4 separate regions of the Homo sapiens genome follow, and regions 2, 3 and 4 are each linked to region 1. The links are chromatin contacts, found by Hi-C or POLR2A ChIA-PET in ENCODE. All regions are on one chromosome and are shown on one strand. The core of a region is the stretch at or near the end of the contact, and the rest is flanking DNA. Distances in the headings are between cores, read along the strand shown. Region 1 holds the start of AEBP2 (AE binding protein 2). Region 2 holds the start of ARHGDIB (Rho GDP dissociation inhibitor beta). Region 3 holds the start of STRAP (serine/threonine kinase receptor associated protein). Region 4 holds the start of C2CD5 (C2 calcium dependent domain containing 5).

Region 1 (3,679 bases), core at 655-3,154:
GCATAATATGCATGTGATTCTCGTTTTTTTAAAAGTACATTAAAAACCAACTAACCCAAACAGATCAAAAGTAATGATAAGACAATTGAAACATACACTATCACACTTTTTAAATGTTCTGAAAAAATGCGCATTTTTGTCACTCTCCAGTTACTTCTAACAAGCTTTAGTAAGAAAAATAATACTCATTCCTTCCGAGACCTCTCCAATGCATGACTTTAAATATTATCATTTAAAATCATGACTCTCATGTTGAAACATTACTATAAAGCCGCAAACTACGTTGTACCTTCAAGACTGTATTTTGTTACGATTCCAACTCTCTGATTCCGCAAAGTTATCTTAAAAGGCCATCAATTCACTATTCTTTTCCACAACCATTTATACGTGTTTAAAACTTTTTCCCAGATATGCTCCCAAAACAAATAGAAAAGATTGTTAAAATCACGTTGGAGACCACATGACTGACTACAAATGAGGGATTTGGGAGGCAATGATTTAATATAAAAGAACAGTCCTTTTTTTGTTTAAGTAGAGAAAAGTGATAGCTGGGGTCTCTCCCATGGACAAGGAAGTTCTGTTAAATCCAGGCGAGACCAGCCATATTGGAAACACTTGTCAATTGTAGTTCTGACAAGTGTTCCCGAACACGGTTGGAAGAAGCTAACCTTGAGTACCGACGTGTGTACATCAAGGCCCTCTTCTGCTCCGCCAGAGGATCTGGGCCCGTTTGGGGACTGTTTCCGAGTTAGAGCCGTCCTGAGGTCCGTGAGGAGCGAAGCGCCGAGGGGAAAGAGGGCGGGGAAAGGAGAGTTGGGGGGGAACGGTTTGAGAGTTGGAAGCCGCGATGCGCTGCGAGAGGGGCGCGGCGGCGACGGCGAGAGATTTCCGAGTTGAGAGTCTGGGGGAGGGGCCGAGGATTCGGGGAGCAGGGGGATCGCGGCAAAACGTCGCCTTGGTCCCCCTCTGAGGGGCCCGGGAGTTCAAGAGGAGGAAGGGAAGGGGAAACGCTTCAGAGCACTGACCTGTCCTCCGAGTCCATGCGGCTCAGGGGTTCCCCATCCGACGACATCTCCAAGCTGCCCCGCCGGCCCCCGGAGGTCGCGCTGCTTCCGCCTCCCCCAGTCCCGTAGCCCTCGTCGCCGCCGCTGGAGACTACGCTGCTGCTACTGCTGCCGCCCCCGCCGCCGCCCTGGCTGCCCCGCGGTCCCTTGGGCTCCTCCAGGCCCTCCTTGCCGTCCCCATCCCCGCTGCTGCTGCTGGCGGCGCCGGGGCTCAACGAGCGGGTCTCGTCGCTGCTGCTCCCGCCGCTGCTGCCCACCAGGCTCTCGGCGCTACTCTCCTCCTCACCCCCGCCGCTGCTGCTGCTCTCATCTTCCTCCTCCTCGTCGTCCTCCTCCTCGTCTTCGTCCTCCCCGGCCTGGCTGGCGCTCTCGGGGCTCGGCTCCGACATCGTCTCTGCCTCGCCGCCCCCCACTCCTCCGCCGCCGCCTCCGCCGCCCCCACCGCTGCCGCCGTTCAGCAGCAGCGCCGCCACCGCCTCGGCCTCCGCCTCCTCTTCCTCCTCCTCCTCTTCCTCCTCCTCCTCGGGGGGCTCAGCCCGGCCCCGCGCCGCCGAACCCGGGCTGCCGGGGGGCAGAGGGCTCAGGCGGGAGAGCTCCTCCAGGTCGGCCATGTCGGTGATAGCGGCGGCCATGGCGGCGCCTGCTCCTCCTCCTCCTCCTCCTCCCCACCGCCGCCTCCCTCTCTCGACTCTCTCTCCCTCGCCCCCCTCCCAAACGCCCAAAACTCCGCCGACGCCGCTGCAGAGCAGGAGGAGGGCCCGCGAGCTGCGTCAGCCTGCACACGCGCTACGGAGCCCGCGCGGGGACAGGCGCGCGACTACGCGCACTCACACGGAGACTGCTGCGCGCCTGCGCGGCGGCACGAGGCAGCACCTCCCCCGGCTGCGGGTTCTGCGCCCCCGCCCCCGCCCGGCGCCCGCCCCGCTGCCCAGTGCCCGCCCCCGCCCCCGCCCCGGCGCCTGCAAGTGCTCAGCGTTTCCTCGGGGCCTTCCCACGCCCTGCCGGGCTTCGAAGCCCAGGGACACGCGGACTGAAAACTCCAACGCTGGCCGGGGATTTTAGCAGCCTTCCGAGTTCTCACGATAAACTCATTCATTCCGGGGGTGTTTGAGGAGTGTCCCCTCTGTACAGGAGCTGAGCCAGGAATAGAACGAGCCTACAGTCTACGAAGAGAGCGGTTTAAAATGGGCAAAAATTAAAACACTACGGTGTAAGGTACTAAATTTTTATGCGCAACACAGGGCGACAGGTTTTAATACACCCTATGTTTGAATACCCCTGGAGATGTTGACATCCTGAACCCAGAGCAAACATCTTGGTTCAGGGTCCTCAAACTTTTTACTTCATGAGCCTTCTAAAACAATTTCGTAAAGCTGTGTATGTTCTTATACAGTTTAGAATGACAGCTACATTTTTCCGGCTTATAAATATTTCATCTGTCGCATTGTTTAAATACTGTATAGCCAATGGATTCTAAATACCATAGGGATTTAACACCCACTAATATCCATTTTTTTAAAATACAGTTTGGAAAATACAATTTCCAAATATTGTTTTCTGGAACTCATATTGACGTTGCATATCTCCTCTAGAATTTTATCCTAGTAATATATTTTATATTTGAACTATTTTGATCGTCTTACTTGTAATAAAAATGTGAACATAAATTGAAGTATCTGGGTTGTTTTTTATATTTTCTGTGATCATAAAGCTCTTATTTCAACCGATCAAAACAAATCTATTTCAAATGTTTGTAAGTACTAAACACAAAAGCAAAATTTTATTGGCAATGCATCTTGCAGAAATGAACTTGGGTGGACTTTTTTCTAATATACATTATGACCTTCAGTGGATGGATTTTTTTGAGAAATAGTTCAGCATCAGTTCTATTCCAAGTTTTCAATTCCATGGATATAAGTGTTGAGAAAACTTGTTCGCATAAAAAAAGCAGATGAGAATGAATGGAGTTTTGTTATAGTAATGCCACACAATTCTTTGAATGCCTTTCGCATTATATGCCCAAAAATCGCATAAAGATCTAACAAAGAAAAAATACTTTTAATGATCTGTCAGCTGACAACTCTGATTAGGTTCTCTTTCAACTTGTTGAAAGCAAGCAACTGAAAACCACCTGACTTGTGAAAGGATGTGTTACCCCATTCTTATTCACCAGTCAATTGTGCCTTTCTTTGGTGTCCTGGAGGTTTTTGCATAACCGGGTATTGCACCTTACTAAGATTTAGCATGAGGAAGAATTATGCCTTTCTTTTGTAAAGTAGGGAAGAGGTCATTGGAAGAAAGGAGACTGGAAAAGAGCCCACATTACACCCTGACCCAAGGACACATTTTCAGGCCAATTTTAGGGATGCTTCTACTCAAGGAAAATGAGGATAGAACTGACTGCCTGAAAACAGAGCCTCCATGCTCATTTCCCATTTGGGAAAGTCGTCATATACCGTGAGTACCCAGTATTACATCCTCTGCCTTAGGCCTTTGGACAACTGTTATATAAAATGTTGCCTCTAAGGGAATGCAAAAATAATAACATGGGACATCATTTACAGATACCTTCAGAGGCACATACAATGTAAGGTATTAACTTCCAACATTTTAAA
Region 2 (3,679 bases), core at 431-2,930, 4.5 Mb after region 1:
AATCTGTAAAATATGTATTGATTTTACAGATTTTTCTGGGAAGGGGTGCTCCCATACCCTCCGATATACACTGGGCTCTGGAGGGAAAAAAAAAGCCAGGTTTGCCTAGTGAGGTGTTCCCTAATAACATGAGAAATGAGTGGTGGAATAGAGACCATGCATTTACCATTTTTCATTTTTAAATATTTCTTGTTACAATTAATGTATTCTGCCTGTGTTATTTTAATTGTCTCCTAGGTACAACATAAGTTCCACAGGGCAGCAGAGATGTCGCCTGCGGTCTATTGCTGCACAAGGGAACTAGAACAGTACTTGAAAGAAAAGAGGTGCTCGATAAATGTTATGGAATGAATAAATGTATCCCCTCTTGAGGGTGCAGAGCTATAGAATGTGTAAGTTACTGCCTTCTGTGTAAATTAGGGTTTGCTTTGTTTTTACAATAAAGTTATGTACATTGTTTCAAGGGCTGTATTCTGTCTATGCTATTTTAAAATTTATAGAATAAAGTGGTATTAGGCTTTTAGTATTTTTGCTCATTTTAATTATATACTATTTTCCTTTTCATATTTTTCTAGGCTAATCTCTTCTCACGTGAAATGACTCCCTTGATTATTCCGATTTCATTGACTCTAAGTAGAAGGCAAACCCTGTGGTATCAATTTACAAAGGGAAATGAAGAAGATGCAGTACATTTAGGTGAAAACAAAATAAACGTCAGTTTCTCCAAATTTGTGTGCTTAGTCAGATCTAAATATATTGATGTAGTGTAAATACTGAATATTGAAATATTAACCTAAATAAGCATTTATTATTGGTAACAGCTACGGGAATATACAGCATGAATGTGACTTGGCTGCTTAAAAACTGTTCCTCAGATGGTTTAAACATGGCCTCCGAGACTTGTTCCCATTTAAATTACTTCATAAACCATTTCCTCAAATATGGTACAAAGTCTATTTTGGCACTTGTTAAGTTGTCACAAATTCTGAGTTGGAAGACTATGAATTAATGAAGTTTTACTTCCTTTTGTAATTTCTTTCCTAGGTTTCATCAAAGACAGTACTTTCGCTTGCTTGTTTGTTTCATTTGAAGAAAAATCAGCCAAAACTATTAAAAACAATATTTGACTGTTTGTAGTGCAATACAAAGCTACGTCTTGAAATTATAACCAACAAAACTCCAAAAATCTGTTTAAGGACACATTTTTAAATTTAGGACCGTAGTATATGCAGTTAACAATCATCATTTCTTAGCACTCTACATTCACTGCCAGCAAACTTTCAACGTATCTGGTTGATAATGAAGCTGGCGGGGACCCAGTGGGAACAGAAGTGAGTGGTACAAAGTAAAGCCGATGTGAATTTATTGCTACTGGTTTCAGGCTCCTTACCTCCATAGGCTTATGCACTGCAATGACCTGATTATCAGAAATACCCTCACAATTATTCATAATACCCATAGCTATAGGCTCCACACTCTTGCGTGTACATTCATGCATCTCCACGTCACACGGGCTGTCATGCTCGCACATGTGCCATTAATTGACAAGAATGCTGCTCAAGTTGGCTGATCAAGAGATAGGCAGTGCAAAGGAACAGGATTTGAGACAGCCCAGGGTTTCCTCTTCAAGTAGGTCTAAAACATTTTTTTTTCTCATTGACTTCCTTCCTGTTCTAACTGCCAGTACTCAGAAGTCAGAGTTGAGAGACAGAGGCACCCCGGACAGAGACGTGAAGCACTGAATGTAAGTTCAAATACCTCGGGCTGGGGAGGCTTCAGGTGGGCACAGAGCAAAGTCGGAAACCTCTAGACGGGGCTACCGCCCTCGACAGTTTATTATTTTTTTAGAGGGGCAGTTCTTCTTTAAAACAAACTTTATGATAAGAAATTGCTAAGGAGGCTGCAGAGAAGGGGAAGTTAGAGGAGGGAAGGGTAGCAGTGACTCAGGGGAGGAGGCTTAAAAAAGGAGGGTACAGGGTGCGCTGCAGCCCAGGAAGTGCAATCCTGAATATTCTCAGAAGGGCTCTGAGAACACGCACCGGGAGTGCCTGGAGGGGTTTCCTGCAAAGTAGGAGCAGGCACCTGGCCAGGCTTGGAAGAAAAAGACTGTAGATCCAAAATGATACGGTCTGTGCTGGTGGATGGTGGGTTGTGCTGGGGTGGAGATATGTGGTTTCCTGTTTTTAAGCAGACAATGTAAAAAGACTGGTTGAAAGAGAAAAAAAAATGGTTCAAAGCTGTCAAATATTAAACTGTCTTCCACTAAATAATTTTCTGGTGATATAAGAGAAATGCATAATGAAATCCTCCCTTAGAGTGCAGGGGCTTTATCCCTCAAAGAGGAAGTATGGTATAGCACATTGTTATGTACTCATGAGTCATACAGTGATAGAATTTCTACCACTGACAAAGGCTGTGTATTAAATTCCTGCAGTCGGATGGGCAGATCTTTGCTGTTGTTGTCAAAAATAATAATAGGGCTGGGCGTGGTGGCTCACGCCTGCAATCCCAGCACTTTGGGAGGCCGAGGCGGGTAGATCACCTGAGGTCAGGAGTTCAAGACCGGCTTGACCAACATGGTGAAACCCCATCTCTACTGAAAATACAAAATTAGCTGGGTGTGGTGGTGCATCCCTGTAATCCCAGTTATTTGGGAGGCTGAGGCAGGAGAATCACTTGAACCCAGGAGGCAGGGGTTGCAGTGAGCCAAGATCACGCCATTGCACTCCAGCATGGGCAACAAGAGCGAAACTCTGGCTCAAAAAATAAAAATATTAATAATGATAATAGCCCTTTAGGTATGAGATAACTAACAGCAAACATGGAAAACACCAAATAACGTATTAAGAGACAGGTTTGAGAAAAATTCAAGGGGGCCCAGCTAGGACAGCTGATCAGTGGGCCTTCAAAATGTCAAGGTCTGAATTTCAGCCACCATTAGGAGAAGTGCTTTAGGTATGACCTGAAATACTTTCTTCCCTTTTAGAGGACTTCCCAGCCAGCATGTTTCATAAACATAATCTGTAATTAAACTCTAGACCTATGGTAACTTGAGGTGTGTGTCTGGCAAGCCCTGGGCAGTTCTTCATTCAGAGTGGGGAAAGGCAGACTGCTCTCACCCGGAGGGCTCATGGTCACCACTTCACATGGAGACCTAGAGCCCCTGGAGTCAGGGTTGGCCTGGCCATCTTCACTGCAGGGATGGTCAGGCACAGGAGATCAAGAGGACCATGGCACCTGTTGGTCCGGAGAGACAGGGGGCAGAGGTCCAGTCCCTAGCAGGCATCGTGAATCTTGCCATTGGCTTTGTGTTTTTTTAATTTGTAAGAATATATTCCCTCCCAAAGCAGATATAGCACAAGCTTAGTAACAAGAGCATCTTACTCTTTTGTGAGATGTGTGAAATTCTAAGAGACAGTTCTTTCTCCATCCATGCTTCACAGATGCAAAACCTGAGGACTAACTATGCTGTCACTGAACAGAAACTGGCAAGCATTTTTCAGGCCTCGACTGGAATTTGGTCCTTCCTTGCTTTGGAGAGCATGAGTTTGTCCCCTAGGGAAGTTAGCTCTGAGCAACATTAAGGTTCTGTTTTCAGTAGACACTCAGCACCACAAAGTCATTCTGAGGGAAAGATACGGGTCTGAGCTGATTTGGGAGAGCACAGTACATGACAAAC
Region 3 (3,679 bases), core at 704-3,203, 3.6 Mb after region 1:
GGCAACAATATGGAAAATGAATAGGAGGAAAAGAAACTACTGAAAGTTAAAAATGATCCTGAACTAAGGCAGCCACAGTTACTACATGAAGGAACATTGGAGTCAGGAGACATCCCGCTGGCAGAATCAAAAAAGATGATGATAATCTAGATATAAGGGAAAATCAAGAATGCTTTAGATTTCAACCTTTAAAAACTTAGGAAATGACGAGCAGCTGAGTTTTGTTTTTTTGTTGTTTTTTTGTTTGTTTGTTTTTGACACAATGAGTTTTAATGATGCCTAAAGCCAGTTAACAAAAACCGGGATTGAAATAAAAACCTAGGGCCATCAATGTAGGATATCACTAAGGAGTACACACAGAGCAGCATTCGTAAAGGAGATCAACATTCATTATCTGGTGCGTTTGTTAATGCAGATTCCTGAGTCTCAATCAAAATATACGGAATAAGTCATTTAGGCCTCTGAAAATTTTGAGAACCACTGAAGACAAAGAAGCACACAGGACCACGATGGACCACGATGGAATTTTGGTGGGATCAAACATGCGTTCTGTATGGCAGCCAGTGAGTCAGAATTTTATGAATATCTGACACTGAAGTTTTTGATTATTTCAGGACACAAGCTACAGAGAACACCAAAGTTAGCCATCTTGGCTACACTTACGCTGTGAAATCTGCAGCTGCTGTAGCTGCTTTGGTGGCATCCTTATTCAGTGTTGCACCCCAAACAGCACCTTTATGACCCAAAAATGTTCCAATCCAGTCTCCTGTATCTCCCTGGCGTAGCATAGGTTTACCATCTAGAAAATATTTTTTAAAACATGTAATTTATAAGTTCAGATTACTTAAAGTCTAAGATTCAAATGTAAATATACAATGATGTTCAATGACAAAGTGGAAAAATTGTTTCAGCTATTTAACTACCACCACCCACTGAAGGCACTAAGGAATGTGCAGTAATAAATTAACTGAAGAGCTGAACAGATCATTCTCTCTGAAAAGCATCTGTAATTGGCTGGGAATACTGATCTGCGTCAAAACAATCTAGATTTTAGTCTTATTTTGGACAGACATCTTAGCCTGAATCTCAGTTTCCCATTTGAAAAATGAGGCTAATACCACAAAGGAATATCCAGTGAGACAAGAGCGAACGTCTTTGTAAGGTATTGCACGGCCTGGCCTAATTTCTCCTTTCCCCAAATCCTTGAAAGCTATTTACCGTGTTGTCCCGAGAGTCTAGGCAAATGCTGACCAGCTCCTTCAAAAATAGCAATAAAAATAAAATAAGGAGAGAGGTCTTAGTTGGAGGTAATAGTTTCTACAAAAGCGTCCTCTCGGCTCCAGCTGCGGATTCCCTAACACACTCCTTTCTCCACCGGACCAGTGTTGGCTCTCATCTCAGATGTTAATATCGCCCCCTCCCCCCTCACCACACCACCGCTTCGGCACTGGAGCGTGCGGGTCCCGATCCCTTTCAGCCCAGTCCCAGCCGTCGAGGACCAGGATTGCGGCCTTGCTCACCTTTGCAAGCGCTGATTAAGAAATACCCATAAGGCGTGATGCCACTGAAGGCCAAATCAACCACGGGTCGCGTGTGGCCAGAGCAGGTGAGCGGCGTCTGTCTCATTGCCATGGCGGCGGCGAAGCCAGCGACCGGACTGGCGAGCTGAGGGTCGTCGTTGTCTTTTCTCTCTTCTGCTGCAGTGCCTCGGGCTGCTCCAGGCCCCCGCCCTGACACTAGGGCTGGGCTGGGCAACAGGAAAAGAAGGGCAATCCGGTGGCACCGAGGTTAGGGAGGGGTGAGGGAGGGGTCAGGGAGTCTGCGACCAGCAAGCAACAGTCGACGAGGGAGGGAAAGGGAGGGAGGGAGGAAAGTAGGGGATGGGGAGAAGCGGAGAACCGGGCCAGCCACGATTCACAGCGTCCACACCGGCATCGGCAGGAAGTGACGACGTAAATGACGCAGAGCACCCGCCGGAAATGACGATTGGCGGGAGGGCGGGCTCGCCGGGTAGAAGTGACTTGAAGAAAGAGCGAGAAGTATAGAAGGGCGCAGGCGCTAGTTCAGTGCTCGTGAGGTAACTGGCGCTGGCCCACGCCGACTAAGGGAGACGCTCTAGGCACCGGGATGGGGTCCCTGTCCCCGAGCTCTAGCGGGTCAGAACGCCTTCCTGGTCCGCGGCCGAGTTGAAAGTTGTTCCCACTCCCATAAGTCCAAGGACCAGCGTCAGCTGTGTACCTGCCGAGCAGCCCTACTGAGGACTGTGCTCGGCCTCTGAATATCTAGACGGACACGAGCCATACCCAGTGACGGCCCAAACCAGCGAACGCTGTCTGGCAACGTTTTTTGCAATTTGTCTTATTTAAAAACCATATACGGGCTTGGAGTGGTGGTGCCTGTGGTCCCACCTACTTGGAAGGCTGAGGTGGGAGGATAACTCGAGCCCGAGAGGTCGACACCGCAGTAAGCGGTGCTCGCGCCACCGCACTCCAGCCTGGGCAACAGAGCGAGACCATGTATTAAAAAAAAAAAAAAAATCCCCAGTCATTTCTTCCGCTGTGTAAGTTTTCCTATGTTGCTAATGTTTTAGGAGTGGATACTATATAGTTTTAAATGCGATTAAATTCAAGTTACTTTTTCCTTGGTGGACTTCGGAGAACTCTAGAGTCGTAGATCCCCAATTTTTTTGATGAAATACTCTCATCCGTAAAGTGAGCCTTCACTCATTTTATAAGCGAATGAATGCTGAATTCTATCAAAAACTTTTACACCTTTTGATATGATGTATATATGAGTGATGATTTGCAAATTACATAGATGTGCATTATAATACATGGACAAAAATAGAAATATTAAAATAATATTTAAATATAAACAAACTCTGATATTGTCTGCAGCAGGCAGCCCACTGTGGCTCTGTGAAACCACCAGAGCTGTTAATTGTTGATACTGTTTCCTAACCAGGAGAGGGCTTTTCTCTGGGCAAGTTGTATCTTTATTGATAGAATGTAAACCCAATACAACAGAGATTTTTGTGTTTTCTTTGCTACTTTATCCCCAAGGTCAAAACGTCTGGGCACATAGCAATAAATATGTAATCAACATAAATGTCTGTGAATGTTTTCTTCATCTTTTTGCAGCAAACACCGTCTACAAGATTCGAGTCAAACAACGTGAGAACTTGAAATACGTCTCCATTCTTTTTCCTTAGTACTCTCGTTCATTCACTTACGGTAAAGCACTTACTATATATGTTTTTCATTTTATCTTGTTCGACTCCTCCTTTGTGCCATCCTCTCCCTTTTGTCTCACACATACGCACCACTCACACATTTATGAACTCCTTAATGGCAATGGTTATGGCTTTGTCATTTGTACTCTAGTGCCAGAAAAGTGAATGGCATTTAGTGAATACTCAGCATGACTGTTTACTGATTAAATAGATTGTTGCATTACTGATGGAGGTAAATAAAAGACCCACTCAAAATGACACAACTGGTCAGATACTGATACATGTTCATTTATTGCTCATTGTGTGTAGATAAGAATATAATTGGTAAGTTATGGTACATACTTGGCTCTAAAGAATGTATTATTTCCTGCTCATTTGGATTCTGAGTTCTAAGAGTATTGTGTATTATGACCAATTGGGTAGGCTTCAAGGTCAATTTAATATTAG
Region 4 (3,679 bases), core at 753-3,252, 3.1 Mb before region 1:
TGAGGTGGGAGGATCGCTTGGCCCAGAAGATTGAGGCTGTAGTGAGCTATGATCATGTCACTGCACTCCAGTGTGGGACACAGAGTGAGTCCCTGTCTCTAAATAAATAAATAAATAAAAAACGTTGATCACATAGTGTAGCCAACCTTCAGAATTCTGGCAAGGGTATTTTAAGGGCAGAGTCAGACTCCAGAAAAAGCTGCAGGTGGACCTAAGGAAATTCGCATGGGATCTATGACCCCTATTCCTTTGACATAGTTTGAATTGATAAAAGTTTCTCTAGTCCAAAAAGCAAGCGATTTTTTTAGATTTTTATTTTGAGGAAGTCGTTTTCTCTGTAGGAGTTCAATTTCTCACTTATGTGAACAATATTCCTGCCATAGAAGGAATTTTTGTCATGAAAAGATAATTCGGGATCACTACTGTTTGGAGTATTTACTCTATTGAGTATTTTCGAAGTTAAAAAGATCATACGGATATCTTCACTTAGGAATGAAATGTTACAATCTTTGAGCCGGCATGAACTCTGATTTTGTTGATACTGGGTATACTGTCAATGCTGATTTTGATATTTGGTAAGGACTGATTTATTTACATCTTGTGTGTGCCTCAATTTCCCTAATATGGTCTGAGCCTGTAGATAACACCTTACTTTATTTATAGTTGGGTCAATTCTTCAAGATGTTTAACGCTCTCCATGTTTATTTCTTGTGGTTGACTATACTTTCCATGGTAGGAAGTCCTGAACTTCTGCTACTACTGTAGGTCTTATCTTTAGGCTTGTGGATGCTTAATAAGAACACTGAGATGATCTAAGAGTGCAGGACATTTAATTAAAAAAAAATTTTTTTTAAGAGACAGAGTTTTGCTCTGTTGCCCAGGTTGGGGTGCAGTGGTGAGATGGCAGCTCACTGCAGCCTCAAACTCCTGGGCTCAAGCAATTCTCCCAGATTCTCCCACCTCAGCTTCCTAGGTAGCTGAGACCACAGACGAGCCACCGGCCCAGCTAATTTTTGCATTTCTTGTAAAGAAGGGGTCTTACTGTGTTGCCTCGTCTCCATGAGGCTGGTCTCGAACTCCTGGACTCAATCGATCCTCCCACCTCAGCCTCCCACAGTGCTGGGATTACAAATCTGAGCCACCACACCTACCAGCAGAAACTTTTTTTCAAGAGGAGACTTTGGATTTCAAGGTGACCTCCCCCACCCCGCCCACAGTAATATCTGTGACCCAGTGCACAACACAAGTGCCTATGACTGAATAAAATATTTCACTAAATATTTATTTCACTATTCGAGATGTGCCTGGTATCTCTATTTCTTTCTTTCTTTTTTTTCTTTTTTTGGAGACAGAGGAGTGATCTCGGCTCACTGCAACCTCCGCCTCGCAGGTTCAAGCGATTTTCCTGCCTCAGCCTCCTGAGTAGCTGGAATTAGAGGCGCTCGCCACGACGCCCAGCTAATTTTTGTATTTTTAGTAGAGACGGGGTTTCGCCATGTTGTCCAGGCTGGTCTTGAACTCCTGACCTCAGGTGATCCGCCCGCCTCGGCCACCCAAAGTGCTGGGATTACAGACGTGAGCCACTGTGCCTGGCCATCTAACTCTATTTCACAGAAAACTGGAACCACCACACGCACCTGTACCCCTTCCAAGTAGAAACCAGCTAATTTGGTTTTACGAATCACTAAAGGCCGACTGAAAACGCTCTTCTAGCAGTCTTCGCTGCTACTCCATCTATCACAGCCCATCCGAAAAGCGGCGGTAGCAGCTGGGAAGGCCGCGGCCGGAGGCTGTCACAGAGCAGCACTCGCGCTTCGGCCCGCAAGATGGAGCGTTTCCCTCCAGGGAAGCAGCGCCGCACCTATCCACAGCCCCCACTCGGTGGATGATGCAGGACTCGGCCCATTTCCCTGCCCTCCAGCTTTCTCAACGTCAGCCCCGCCCCCTTATCTTTCCTCGGCGAGTTTAGTTTCGCCCCGCCAAGTGGGCAGAGCGCCGAACGATCGATGCTTTCTTCCGCGCCCCGAGAGCCGCCATTTTTGAGAGCGGGGGAGGAGAGACAAGCAGGGGCGGCAGAGGCTCAACGGGATGCTGACTGGGTTTTGCTTTTCGTCCCAGCCTTGTGGGGCCGGGACGGAAGAACCCATCAAAGCCCTTCCTCCCGCCGCCTCTCCGGAATGAGGTCTCAGCACCCGCGCGGGACAGCACCCTTCCTCCTGCGACAGTGAGTGGCGACCCGTGGCGCGACTGCCGGGCGCCCGCGCGCGCCCCCGCGCGCTCCTTCGCTGTCAGTTACCCCGCGCGCCTCCGCCCCTCTCCCGCCGGCCCCGCGCTCGGCGCAGACTCGTTTGTTTGTTTCTGCAGGAGCCCAAGAAGAGGCCGAAACCGAGACCATGCCAGGGAAGCTGAAGGTGAAAATCGTGGCCGGGCGCCATTTGCCAGTGATGGACCGTGCTAGTGACCTGACTGATGCCTTCGTGGAGGTTGGTGCAGGGTCCTGCCCCTCAAAACACAGGGAGCGCCAAGCCCTGTGAAGGATCTACCCACCTCGCCCCCAGCCCCTCAGCCTATTCCCCCCTCGACTGCCCTCCCTTCGGCCGTGGTTGTCCAGCTCTCCCACGAGGGATGACCGCCGAGACCTCAGTGTGTGCGATGGGTGCACGGCTTGCAGGCGTCCGCGGCACAGTCCGCTGCGCGGGGAGGCTTGTACTGTTGTGCATGCGGGGGTGACCCTGATGTCAGGACTCATTAACAGGCCACCTGCCACTCAGGAGATCCCAAGGCGTGGCCGCGCAGCCACCGACACACTCACACACATACACACACACACACACAAATGCCGGAATGACTCTGATGTCAGGACTCATTAACAGGCCACCTGCCACTCAGGAGATCCCAAGGTGTGGCCCCGCAGCCACTGAAACACACACACACACAGGCACACACACACCCTTGGAAGGGGTGGCCAGAGTGCTGGACATCATGTTTAAGAAGGTGCATGAAGCCCTTTATGGGCACTTGGAGTCCCACAGTGCGAGGAAATCCACTCTCATGCCTAACATTTTGTGAATCTGCCATGCACGTTCTAAAACACAACTGCAACACTTCCTGCTCTTGTATAGGCTGGTAGGTCTGATGAGGTGTTTCAGGGTAATTTAGCGCCTTGAGGTAGGAAGTCATTTAATTGCCATGGACTTAAATTGCAAAATTGCTTTTTAAGTCTAATGATTAGTTTAAAAGTCATGCAAATTAGTAAAGGCCTACGGCCGGAAGGTAATAACCCAGAGTCTGAAAGAAGCCAAGTAAAGATTGTAATAAAAATTGGCGTGATGAGCCAGAGCATTAGAGCAGCAATCATTTGGGCTATTAGTGCTTAGAATTGATGGATAGATATATCATAATATATAGCTCGATTTCATCTCAATATTCCTGATGTTTCCTAAATGTTCTCTAACCGAATAATTACAGTTCACTGCCTCCCCTGCCCATTGTCATGGTGATTCTTAATCACTTCATTTGAGAAAGTTCTTGAGTGCTCTTGTGCCAGATGTTAGGTGATAGGAATCCACAAATAACTAAAACATAGTGTTTGCTTTCCGGTAGTTCAGACATTGACCCACACAGCCTATTTAATAACTAATAGGTAACGTGTTGAATTTAATAATTGCCAGATCTGTAC

What was found. A loop is a pair of places that touch in the nucleus more often than their neighbours do. ChIA-PET counts read pairs that join two places held with the same protein, here RNA polymerase II (POLR2A). Pooled maps may share reads with other maps.
Region 2: a pooled map shows a loop between it and region 1 (15-fold over the local background). The contact joins the promoter of ARHGDIB here to the promoter of AEBP2 in region 1. A Hi-C loop is called at or near these places in 3 of 37 single-sample maps with no recorded cell type and 7 of 50 pooled maps.
Region 3: a map of CD4-positive, alpha-beta T cell shows a loop between it and region 1 (15-fold over the local background). The contact joins the promoter of STRAP here to the promoter of AEBP2 in region 1. A Hi-C loop is called at or near these places in 2 of 168 maps with a recorded cell type or tissue (CD4-positive, alpha-beta T cell and naive thymus-derived CD4-positive, alpha-beta T cell), 2 of 37 single-sample maps with no recorded cell type and 7 of 50 pooled maps. POLR2A ChIA-PET finds 5 or more read pairs at or near these places in 1 of 52 experiments (AG04449).
Region 4: a map of CD8-positive, alpha-beta T cell shows a loop between it and region 1 (25-fold over the local background). The contact joins the promoter of C2CD5 here to the promoter of AEBP2 in region 1. A Hi-C loop is called at or near these places in 4 of 168 maps with a recorded cell type or tissue (CD4-positive, alpha-beta T cell, CD8-positive, alpha-beta T cell and ascending aorta), 1 of 37 single-sample maps with no recorded cell type and 12 of 50 pooled maps.

What each region holds. Positions count from the first base shown.
Region 1 is chr12:19,437,717-19,441,395 of GRCh38, reverse strand. AEBP2 (AE binding protein 2) reads right to left here and starts at 1,904. Exons shown (of 8, transcript NM_153207.5): 1 at 1,026-1,904. The coding sequence starts at 1,696. RefSeq lists enhancers at 647-736, 767-816 and silencers at 1,467-1,566, 1,577-1,726, 1,787-2,036.
Region 2 is chr12:14,959,602-14,963,280 of GRCh38, reverse strand. ARHGDIB (Rho GDP dissociation inhibitor beta) reads left to right here and starts at 1,680. Exons shown (of 6, transcript NM_001175.7): 1 at 1,680-1,744. RefSeq lists enhancers at 1,858-1,977, 3,228-3,337.
Region 3 is chr12:15,880,661-15,884,339 of GRCh38, reverse strand. It overlaps STRAP (serine/threonine kinase receptor associated protein), which reads right to left and starts at 1,953. Exons shown (of 10, transcript NM_007178.4): 1 at 1,521-1,953; 2 at 664-799. The coding sequence starts at 1,632. LOC102724146 (a long non-coding RNA gene) reads left to right here and starts at 2,042. Exons shown (of 6, transcript XR_007063230.1): 1 at 2,042-2,560; 2 at 3,141-3,233. RefSeq lists enhancers at 1,876-1,995, 2,306-2,535.
Region 4 is chr12:22,542,865-22,546,543 of GRCh38, reverse strand. It overlaps C2CD5 (C2 calcium dependent domain containing 5), which reads left to right and starts at 2,002. Exons shown (of 27, transcript NM_001286176.2): 1 at 2,002-2,224; 2 at 2,365-2,483. The coding sequence starts at 2,394. RefSeq lists enhancers at 1,872-2,101, 3,242-3,679 and a silencer at 2,242-2,361.